Regions from separate parts of the Homo sapiens genome. Here region 2 is linked to region 1. A link is an interaction called in ENCODE POLR2A ChIA-PET data of the cell type or tissue named here. Cell type or tissue: CD4-positive, alpha-beta T cell. All regions are shown on one strand. Each heading gives the region's core, and the rest is flanking DNA. Links, peaks and the distances in the headings are about the cores only. Region 1 holds the start of RUNX1-IT1 (RUNX1 intronic transcript 1). Region 2 has its middle 140 kb from the start of RUNX1.

Region 1 (5,386 bases), core at 195-5,194:
CATCAGCCAGGGCTGAGACCCCTACTCAGCCTGAGTCTGTTCCTGTTATACTCCCCACCTCATCCCAAGCATCAGCCGTTTGCTGCCAGGAGTGAACAGATCCAGTGTACAAGGATGCATTAGTGACCACGCGCACTCACTGGGATAACCCACTTGGGGTTCACTTGTTAGATTTGGTTTGGGTAGTGTGTAAGGAAGAAAATGGGAAAGTCCAGTCAAATAGTGTCCAATTTAAAATCAAATCAGGGTGGAAAGGAAAAGTCCATGATGATAGCGACCATGTATCGGGCAGCATATTCTATGTATTTCTGATTCAGTGCTCGCAACAGCTGCATGGGTAATCATCATCGTCACACTGTACAGATGAGGAAAAGGGAGAAACAGAAAGGGTGAGTAGCCTGTTCAAGGTGACTCAGCGGGAAAGGACAGAGCTGGCATTTGAACACAGGCTCTCAGACCCCACAGGCTGCACCTGTAAAACTCTCCTCCCCACACCCTGTCACATCACAGAGAGGCCAGATGGGAGTGGGAAAGCCGAAGAGAATCTGGACTCCAACCGAGTTCTGCCTCCTAGAAGCCGTGTGGCCTGGGCTGCTTTTGTAACCTGGTTTTTGCTTCATTTTATTTTTTATTTTTAGCCAGTGGGAATTAGTAGCTGTGCCTATATCGTGAGGTTTTGATTAAAAGAGACAATGGAGGCAGTGTGCCTCACACCATTGCAAGTGAATGTTATTTGTTCTCATTATTCATAAGCCACAATGAAACGGCATCATCTCATAACTTTAGTGGGTCAGCCAGAATTGTTCACGACAACAGTGCGGAGGACACGGGACAGCACTAAGGGTTCCTCCCTCTCCCTCTCGTTTGACGCGGACTCCAGATTCAGAACCCATGTGGGGCACAGGTGGGGGCTGTCCAGGCTCACTGCAGGTCTCTCTCTGCTTTCTGCTCCTTCAGGTCACGTGGTTGTGATTGAAAAGAGGAATAGAGAGATGTGATGTGGCTGTTTAAAACAACTCCAACTGCTTCCATGTAAATGATGTGTTTGATCCTAAACTGAGAGGGTTAAGGGTTGGAACTCTGGGCCTCCCCAGAGGCTGCTGTGGGTCTGGGGGCCAGGACTCCTCAGGAAGAACCCAAGTTGGGTCTGAAGGTGACAGTGGAGGCCATTATCCCTGAGGGAAGACAGAAGAGGGAGCAGGGAGCAGGTGGGCCACCGAGCCCTGGCGTGTGTGCAGAAAGTGCTAAATAAGCCGGAAGAAGCACAGCAAATCACAAGGATGCCCAGAATATAATCTCTAGTTTATAGCATGAAATTTTTACTTTCCTGTTAATTGTACATTCTGTATAAGAAAAGCAGGTTCCTTTCCTAAGGAGCTTTATGATTTTATTATATTATTATTGTTTATTGTGGAGAATAATTAGCTTGCACATCTTTTAATTTGTCCCATTAAGATGTTTGCAGAGCAGCCGTGAGAGGCTGGCCAGCCCCCTGCATTTCCATTGATCAGGGCACTCACATGGCTGGCTGTGAGCAGGCTTTGCGGGGAGAAAGTCATTTATGATTGCATCCTTCAGCATGCCGAACCCCTCCAGAAAGGGAAGGAACTTTCTGTGACTCTGAAGTAGTCTGTTGTAGAATAACCAGAGGAGAAATGCCTTTTATACAATAAAGGTGAAGGGGGAAAAGAAGGGGAAAAAAACCCCAACTTCTTGACAAAAGGAATTATCATGATGTCAGAGGACTGGTGACATGGACTTTGTGAAATGACAAATGCCTCTGCAGAAAGGCCATTCTCAAAGGCCAACCAGTAGGCGTGTGCATCTCAACTCTTGTTATGCCACTGACACTTAGTGGTATGAGGTCCTGTTTACATGAGTGACTGAGGCCACTGCTTGCTATCACAGCTGAAACAACTGCTTCTGGCTACGATTTTTATTTTAGCCTCAGGAATAAGTGGATGAGAAGTGTTTGGGGCAAGCTTCACGGAAAACCCTGGCTAGGGTCAGTCAGGGTTGGGGTGGTCCACCCCTGAAGGAGGGACTCAGGTGGCAGGCCCCTGATTGCTGGGTACATCACTCTGTGGTTTCTTCTGTACATGTGTTCCATGGCCTGGACTGGGACAGGGCAAGAGATATACCTGGGACACAAAATTCAAGGTGGTGCGCTCTCAAGCCCATGTAAATGCAAGGTCAGCCTTGTACAACAATGGGAGCAAGTGTCGCCTTAAGTTTGTCACAGGAAGTGCCTCATTTATGTCACCCTGATATCACCTTCGATGGATTCTCAGATTGATAAATGAAAACAACTGGTCGGTCAGGAAGAAGGCATAGCAGTGGTTTCTCCCCACCCCAGCATGTCACCATCGTCTTGGGAACAAGTTTGAGCACCCCTGGCTTAAAGGCGTGTTTCTTGTGGGCTGTCTGGGAACTGCCTGAACATCTCTCTCAGTTCTGATGGGAGAAACACGTGGGCAGGAGAGGTCTGGATACCAGTGGTGGGGCCATAAAGCCACCAAATGCATCCAGAGTCAGAAAAGCAGTCCAGGATGGTGGCCAGTGCCCCAGCTTGGTGCCACCCCACAGCGTCGCCTCCTGTCCATGGGGCCTTGGCAAGCCTTTCGCTCTGTAAGGCTAAACTCCCTCATGTGCCAAACAGATATTCTCAACACCGACCTGTCCCCTCCACGGGCAGACAGACAGTGGGCTCTGCTGCAGGAACTGCCTCTGTTTGGACCGCACCTCCACCTTTCCCAGCAGCCTAACCACAAGCAGGTCACGTAACCTTGGCAGGCCATGCTTCCCCTTCACTCAGTGGGATTAATAATGAGAGCACCTACTCACAGGGTTGTGCCAAAATTTTAATACAGTAAGGCAAGAAAATGCTTGGAACGGTGCAAGTGCCTTGCGCATAGCATATGCTCAATAAATGCTAGCTGTTATTACTATCGGTTTTAAAGTTCATAAACTCAGCCTTCTGCCAAAGAGCACCAAGATCACTTCTGCACTGCTACATGATGAGAGAGGCAGACATTTCTTTTTTTTTTTTTATCTTCATACATGCCCAGTTCCTGGAACAGCTTCGGGGCCACGTTCTTGAGGTTGGCGGAGATGGCTTTCCTGTCCCTAGCCTCCCTTTGGTGGCATTTTCAGAGTTACCTTGTACTTATTGACTTCCTCTGCGTGTCCATTGCTTTATACATATTGTCTCAAATCCTCTTGACAACCATACAAAGTAGGGCTCATTCCCCTTGTTTACAGATGAGAAACTTGGGGCTCCGTGAGGTTCGATAAATGGCTCAAGTTCACACAGGTGGTGGATGATGGTGACAGGGAGAAACCAATACCTCGATTCTAAAGCCCACAGGCTTCCTGCTCCCCGATCCCACCCCTGAGCTTGGGCCTATCTTCCTCCTGGCCTCCCTATCAAAGGCAACTCGTAGAAGAAGCCCCTGGTGATAAAGAAAACACGATTCCTCCTGGAGCTGAGTGGAGTTTACACTTCAACATGGACTGAAGCCTCCAGGGAAAGAAATAAAGGTCTGTAGAGAGAAGCTACGTCCTGGTGAGCAGAGACATGACAGCAGCAGTTTCTGCTACACCTAGAGAAAGCTTCCTTGAATTCAGTACATCCTGGGGAGAAGTCCCAATGGATTCCCTAAGCATGGGAATTTTGAATGCTGGCCTCTCTCTCTCTCTCTCTCTCTCTCTCTCTCTCTCTCTCTCTGTGTGTGTGTGTGTGTGTGTGTGTGTGTGTGTGAGATAGAGAGAGAGAGAGAGAGAGACCTTTATTTCTCCTGAGAGGCCACTTCTGAGCTTTGAATCAGGAGTGATGTGAGCATATATATCCCTAATGGGAATTATAGTTTGGGTTCCAATTTTTATACAAAGATCTCCCACTTCCCAGGGCTCCTTCCAGAGCTGAAGCCTGGCAGCCTTGGCCGAGGCCATCTCTGAACCCTCTGCATGGATGTGCACATTGGCTGTTGTGGTGGTTCAAATTTTGCCCTAGACCCTCATCAAAACCAACCTGGTTAATTGTAACATTGCCTAAGGAGCCAGGTGGGCAGGCACATGGTGGGTGCTTAACCAAGGTGGTGCTGGATTTTGGGGAAGAGAGAACATCCAAATGACAGCAGGGGCCGGTTACTCCTATGGCAACTGCATTTCTAACACAGCCTAAGGACGTTCTTAAGGACTCAGGGATTCATATACATTGCCCTGCCTAATGAGTTCACAAGGTGAAGGGATTTAACCTGCAAAGGATTGTGGTATCTGAGCAATGCAAAGGGGAATTGAGGAGGATTAGGAGAAGTGTCTGCTAGTTATGTGCATGCTTGAATGGAATCCACCTCATAAATTCAGTGTCTGCAAAACTGTGGGTGACAGGAGCTGAGAAGACCTGGTTTCTCGTTCGGACTCTGGCACCAACCAGCTATGGAACCCTGGGCAAGTGAACCTCTCTGGTGCCCTAAGGTAGAGAAATGTCTAAAAATCACTCCAGCCAAATATTCGGCTCTTCCTTTCTAGCAGTTTAAAAATATTTATAATTATAGATTTTAAAAAATAAAGTTATATAATTTTTAGATGCCAACTGAAACTATACAGAACTATATATATACATAACTCTATATAACTCTATGACACAGCACATAAAACTTACAAAGCATCATATAGAACAATGTCTCATAGTTCATATGTCTCAGGGTTCACTTATTTTTTAAACAGATTTATTCACATCTGTAATACAATTATTTCTTTGTTTTGAATACAACCTGGAGGGAAGCATATGGGAGACACAGCCTTTATTTAAAAAAATGAAGTAATGATATGGAATGATTGACAGTTGGATAGAATTTTCATTGTCGGCACTTCTACTTCTTTATATGACCCTGCACCTTTCACAGTGCTAATATTTGTTTAAGGTTGCTTAACGTTGTTCCTCTCCTCTAGAACTTTGGAAGTAAAAGCCATTCTCATCTTTAGAAACAGTAGATTCAATAATAATAAATAATAATAAACTAGAAGCCTGAGTTTCTGTTCCTACCTGTCAGTCAATGCCTAAATAATTTCATTTTCACCCATTCACCCATTCATTACATGAAAGGGGCTGGGATAAGAGAGAACACTCCTGAAGGGGAGGACTACTTTTTCTCCTCCTTTTAGTTCCTACCCACTCTTGCATGGGTTTTATACACATATGTGGTTTCAGATTTTATGAATTCTATACTTTCAAAGTGGGTGAATGTCAAGTTCAGCTGTGACTGTTACCGAGCTGGATGAAGCTGCCCAGATGCAGCCTGCAGATGGTGTGGAATGAGGGGCTCAGTGCACAGAGTTCAAAGTGCAAACAGAAGCTGTGTAAGAAAGTGCAGCAAACTGTGGT
Region 2 (5,386 bases), core at 207-5,206, 150 kb after region 1:
TAAGCTTTACACATATTAATAGTTAATACAACCACTTCAGAAAGGAGGTAACAGTTTTACCCCCACTTTTCAGATGGGAAAGCCAAGGCAGAGAAAGCTAGAGGACTCATTTGAGTTTCCCCAGTGAGTAAATGATAGGTGGAAGACTGGGACCCCGGTAGATCGGCTTGAGTCCACGACCATGGCCACTATGCTGCACTGTGCTTCCATGGCCAGAAAATGGCTAGGCCTATGGAGGAAAATAACCACTGTGTGAAGAACAATATTTAATTTCTGAATGAAGTACATTAAATTAAAAGATTGATGTTATTCAAGGCAACTAGGGGATACTGGGTTCTAATTCTGCTTTTACCAATCAGCTAATTGGTCACTATGGCCAATTAGTCAAATGGAGTGTTGCGTTTGTCAGTTTTCATGTAAAAGAGAAGTGTTAGTATTTAACATAATCTTTTGTGTTAGTATGTTAAATGTTTTTAAATCATTTTGAGACCCCCTTTTCCAAGGAGTCAGTCATATGCATGCAGCCTGCCACACTCTGAGTACCAAGGCCCATGGCCTCAGGGAAAACTCTAAGCCCGGGTATTTAGTTTCATTCATTCATTCTTCAGGAGAGCAATATCTTCTCATCTGCATAATCAAAGGGTCAGACTGCATATCTCTAAGGTGTCTTCCAGTAATTATATTTTTTTTGTTTGATGACTACAAAAGGATTTACTCATTGAGGGAAGTCTTTACTTGCTGAAAAATGTCTTTACTCACTAACGAAACTTTGATTAAATAAAGCTCTAAAGATATCTATTGACTGTAGCTCTTTGCAGCATAAAGTATTTTTTCATTGACTACAAGATAAAATGTCCTTAATATTAGATCAGCATTAATAACAATCTAGCATAATAATAACCATGTAACCCTACTTTGCAAAAGACTCAGCCCTTTAGAAGGGAAAATGAATAAACTTAACTCATTCTTCTTCGAGGGCCGAGATAAAAATCTCAAGCTATCCTAGCATTAGGAGATATACCTAATGTAAATGATGAGTTAATGGGTGCAGCACACCAACATGGCACGTGTATACATACGTAACAAACCTGCACGTTGTGCACATGTACCCTAGAACTTAAAGTATAATAAAAAAAGAAAAAAAAAGAGAAAAAAAGAAATATTTTTAAAACTGTAAACTGTTAAAAAAAAAAAGAAGATGTGAACTATAAAACACACACACACACACACACACACACACAAACAAAAAAAAATCTCAAGTTATCCTTTAGATAGTCCAATCTGCTTTAAACTTTGGCCCGAGTTATTTTCACGAACATCCTCTGTTTCCAATGGAGTAGATACCATATAAGACAGAACACTACAAATCACTTTGTGTAAACTCACCAAAGAAAGGGTGGGGGGGGGGAGAAAAATCAGCACAGAGTCTGCTCTTAATTAAAACCAGCTGATGATGTACAGCGATTTGTCTGGAGCACCCTGGCTGCGCTGGTTCCCTGACAGCTGAACATTCTTTCCTGCCTGTACTGTTTGAACTATGTCCAATGGTGAAATCGTTAAACCTTTGATAACTGTAGTTTAAATGCGAGAAGGGAGCGGGGGAGCTTTCTGTTTTAAGCAAGAAAGAGAGATGAGTGTTGTATTACACAAATTAACAGTTAAAAAGTTAGTACTTATTAGATCATTTTCACTGGCTTTTGGTAGAATGCCTCTGGACATTTTCAGATTACCTATTGACACTTTTTCACGGCACAAATGTCAAAAATCTCACTTCCTCTCTTCTTCCCTAGGGGATTCTTGCTGTAGTTAGAAGGGAAATAGTATGAACCACCTGGTCTTACTCAAAGAAGCCTTGGGGATAGGTTAATTTCACAGTTGAAAGCTCCATGTGGGGGATACATTTACATATTTACTAATACAGAAAGGGCTACCAAAAGAAAAAAATCATGTGACTTCAGGAGAACTGCTCACAAACACACAAAACACTCTGTTTCATCCTTGAGTTTGACAGATGCTTGATAGGGAACAAAGAATAACCAAGCTGTTCATCTCCAAATACCAAAGTAACTTTAAAATGAATTGCTGTTCACAGTTTCTGGAAGACAAATCGGCATTACGAGGATGTAAATAATAACCTGTCTGTGTGTTCATACACACCCTAAACGTTTAAAAGATATTTTTAGGTATAAAATATTTCAAAAACACAATACCCTTTCTAAAACAGCCATCATGATATATCTGTATTATAGGAAAGTGCAGATATATACAGATAGTACGTAGTTATATTCATAGAAACATAGATGACAGATGGGTAGATAGGTAGATAGATTAATACTTAGTGTTTCAAATTATACTTGGAGCAATTTTTTTTTTTTTGAGACAGAGTCTCATTCCATCACCCAGGCTGAAGTGCAGTGGCACGATCTCAGCTCGTTGCAACTCGTGCCTCAGCCTCCCAAGTAGCTGTAATTATAGGTGCGAGTCACAGCACACTGCCCAAATTTCCTTTTTAAACTTTGGTTTCAGCATAGCCCTGTCTACTACTTGGAGGTGATTTTGGTGTTTGGATATGTTAATACATTTTTGCCAACCATGGTAGCCATGGGGTCTGGCACAATGCTGTAACCCCATTCTTTCAATAGAACGAATGCCCCTTAGGCTGTAAGTGTGGCCCCTGTTTCCTTTGAAGGGCTTTTAGAAATAGACAGAGTGTCTTTTCCCTGGGACTCTGGACTCCTGGGGCAAAGCTTTTTAAGACAGGTGTGAAAATTATCCTGGTTGATTCAGAAATGAGTCATTGTCTCCTGGCTGCTGCTACTGATCTCAAGCTAGCAAAGGTCAAATGAAGTTCTGGTTCACATAAAGACATTCTATGCTGAGTTTTAAGCATCACTGGGGAGTCTTCCAATTCATTTGATTTGGGAGAGCTCAACAACATTGCTGATGTAGTTATCTTTGTCCAGTTAAACTTTTGCCAGACAACCATGGGACTTCTGGCCCACAGGAAGGTAAGGGAAGATAGAAATTAGATTAAAAGACACCCAAGTCCAAACACAATTTCACCAGACAGGTAAATATCTTAATGCCAATTAGTTTTGACAAATATGAGACATATTTGGCTTTGTTCTATCTAGGGGTACTTTTTCATTTAATCAATCTCTCAATTAAAATTCTTTAGCATTGCTTATTTAGAGTCAAATAAATAAATATATCTGTCTGGGTATAATTCATTTAAATTAGAGCACAATGTTTGCTCTATTTGCCTTACATATTGTCATTCAGGAAACATAAGTACTCATGAAATTTTGATTTCTATTAGTTAAACTGTATAAGCATGAAGGAGTTAGTAGGGTGGTAAGCCATGTGGGTTGTCTACACTCAACGCTTTTCTACCTCCACACATCTCCTTGCTCAGAAAGCTCCCCTCCACCAGCGTCCCAAAATATCAGAGAGTAGATGTATCAGCCCCCATGCAGCTGGGCTATGAGTATTGGCTGTGGACTGGGACCTGAAGGCAGGCATCTCGAGCACTTTGGAAAAGGTTTTCTTCTCTAATTACAAAGCCCTGCCTGGAAGGACGTGTCTCCCTTCTCCGGCCAGCTGTTGCTGTGCCTACAAGTGACCTCCGTAACAATTAATTCTATCTTGTGACCTGAGGATTCTGTGCAGAACAAGAGACACAGCACAGATTTTTGATGACATCAACAAGCCATCAAATTGACCCTCTACTCACTTACCTCTGAGCTTCAATTTCTTCATCCTTAAAATGGAAAGAATAAAAGCATTTGCTTTAGGTTTTTTGATTTTTGGGGGATGTGAGAATTAAATAAAATAATGCAAATAAATCCACTTGATATTATGCCAAGGACATAAGACATGCTTGTTTTTAGCTTCTATCATTATTTTTATTACCACTTACAACTACATGATACTATGTTTTCAGAGAAATTGAAATAGTTCCTAAAAGCCTTCATATGTTCAACAAAGATCATAATGTAAGCAGGAGTAAAATATCTGTCAGTCAGTACATTTCTTACATAATCAATGCTTTTCCAGAATAATGTTTTTAAAAAACATTTTGAGGAGTAATTCTGAGAGAGACACCTGGATAGCTTATGAAACTGTTTAGTTCTCTCACATAGGATCTGCCAAATTGCTGACTTCTGCAAAAAACATTAAGAATTTAAAATTATGAATATGGAATAATAGTTTTTAAATGATAGACAAATATTTCCATATTTTATCAGCTCCTGGATTATACTGCAGTTTCACACCTGCACTATTTTAATAGGCTACCTTGTGGCCCAATGGTTTTAATATGTATTCAACCCTAAATAATCACTCATTAATCTTATATGACAACCAGATAGTAATATTTATTAATGTGCTATTGTCAATAGCAGACTTTATGCTACTTATAGTATCTGCATTTTTCCCCATAGTAAAGTTTCCTACACCCTAAACAGCTCATCTCAAAACAATGACAACCAGATATTCTTAACTTCATGAAAAATTTTATGAAATACATGTTTGTACCAAAAAGCAGTTTTAAATCCTCTCTTGAAAATAATTGGCAGAAAATTACTTAATGGAATATCATAATTTATTTTATAAATATAAATAAATGTGAGCTTGCCTAGATCACTTTGGCTTAAATACAAATATATCCATTGTTTTTAAAAAGTGTCTGTTGTAATTATTAAACCTGCTAAGGAGAGGGCAAGATACCTGTAGACTGTTAACACATCTGATGATGAAGCCAATGATAAGGATTTTAGGGGTAAAATACGACTTCAGTTTGGTTGAGTGGTTTGTTTTCTCTTTGAGCATTATACCTCCTCCCTGAAGCCCCTTCAGATCATTTTTCTAGGTCTTAGGCACCTGAGGTGGGATTAAGTACTCTCTTCACTTCCCATACAGGCTTCCAAATCATTATCCTCTATGCCCTCTAAATATCATTGCTCCACTGAGGTTAATTCTCTACATATCATCTTTTCCACTTGTTTCAATTGTCTGCTGTCTTCCAAGCCAATCCTATACATTTATCAAAAAATCTAGCCTCTGAGACAAAGTTTTCTCTCCACCCAAATTCCACTGATCCACCATAATCTCCAGTGACTTTGGAGTTCAGATGGATGACCCCTCTAATGTCTTCCTTTGTCCATCTTAACTTCCACATCTCCAGTGGCCTTCATCTCTGCTCCATTTCAGGTACTTCCTCTTAAGGTTAAATCCTGGAATTTTTCCATCCTTGAATTCTCAAATACAAATGTTCCACTTTCTGATAAAAAATTTTCATTCATTGGGTTTTACTGTTACTCCTAAAACTATGTGGTTTTTAGATTTACCAGGTCCCTTGGTACCTAATGTTCTTTCAGAATCAGCC

Evidence for each region. Peaks named below come from ENCODE experiments on the same cell type or tissue, not always from the same donor. Only the 100,000 strongest peaks of a DNase experiment are listed, where the experiment ranks them.
Region 2: POLR2A ChIA-PET joins it to region 1 with 7 read pairs; 9 of 35 experiments call an interaction of 5 or more read pairs at or near these places.

What each region holds. Positions count from the first base shown.
Region 1 is chr21:35,034,888-35,040,273 of GRCh38, forward strand. The region is part of intron 2 of RUNX1 (RUNX family transcription factor 1); the gene reads right to left. It overlaps RUNX1-IT1 (RUNX1 intronic transcript 1), which reads right to left and starts at 4,539. Exons shown (of 1, transcript NR_026812.1): 1 at 3,038-4,539. In CD4-positive, alpha-beta T cell, for the core only: no CTCF peak of the experiment used is centred there; DNase peaks (open chromatin) are centred at 874, 2,724 and 3,204; H3K4me3 peaks cover 1,312 bases; H3K27ac peaks cover 2,769 bases.
Region 2 is chr21:35,187,797-35,193,182 of GRCh38, forward strand. No RefSeq gene overlaps it. Among named protein-coding and RNA genes, the nearest start is that of RUNX1, 140 kb to the left of the region's middle. In CD4-positive, alpha-beta T cell, for the core only: no CTCF peak of the experiment used is centred there; no DNase peak of the experiment used is centred there.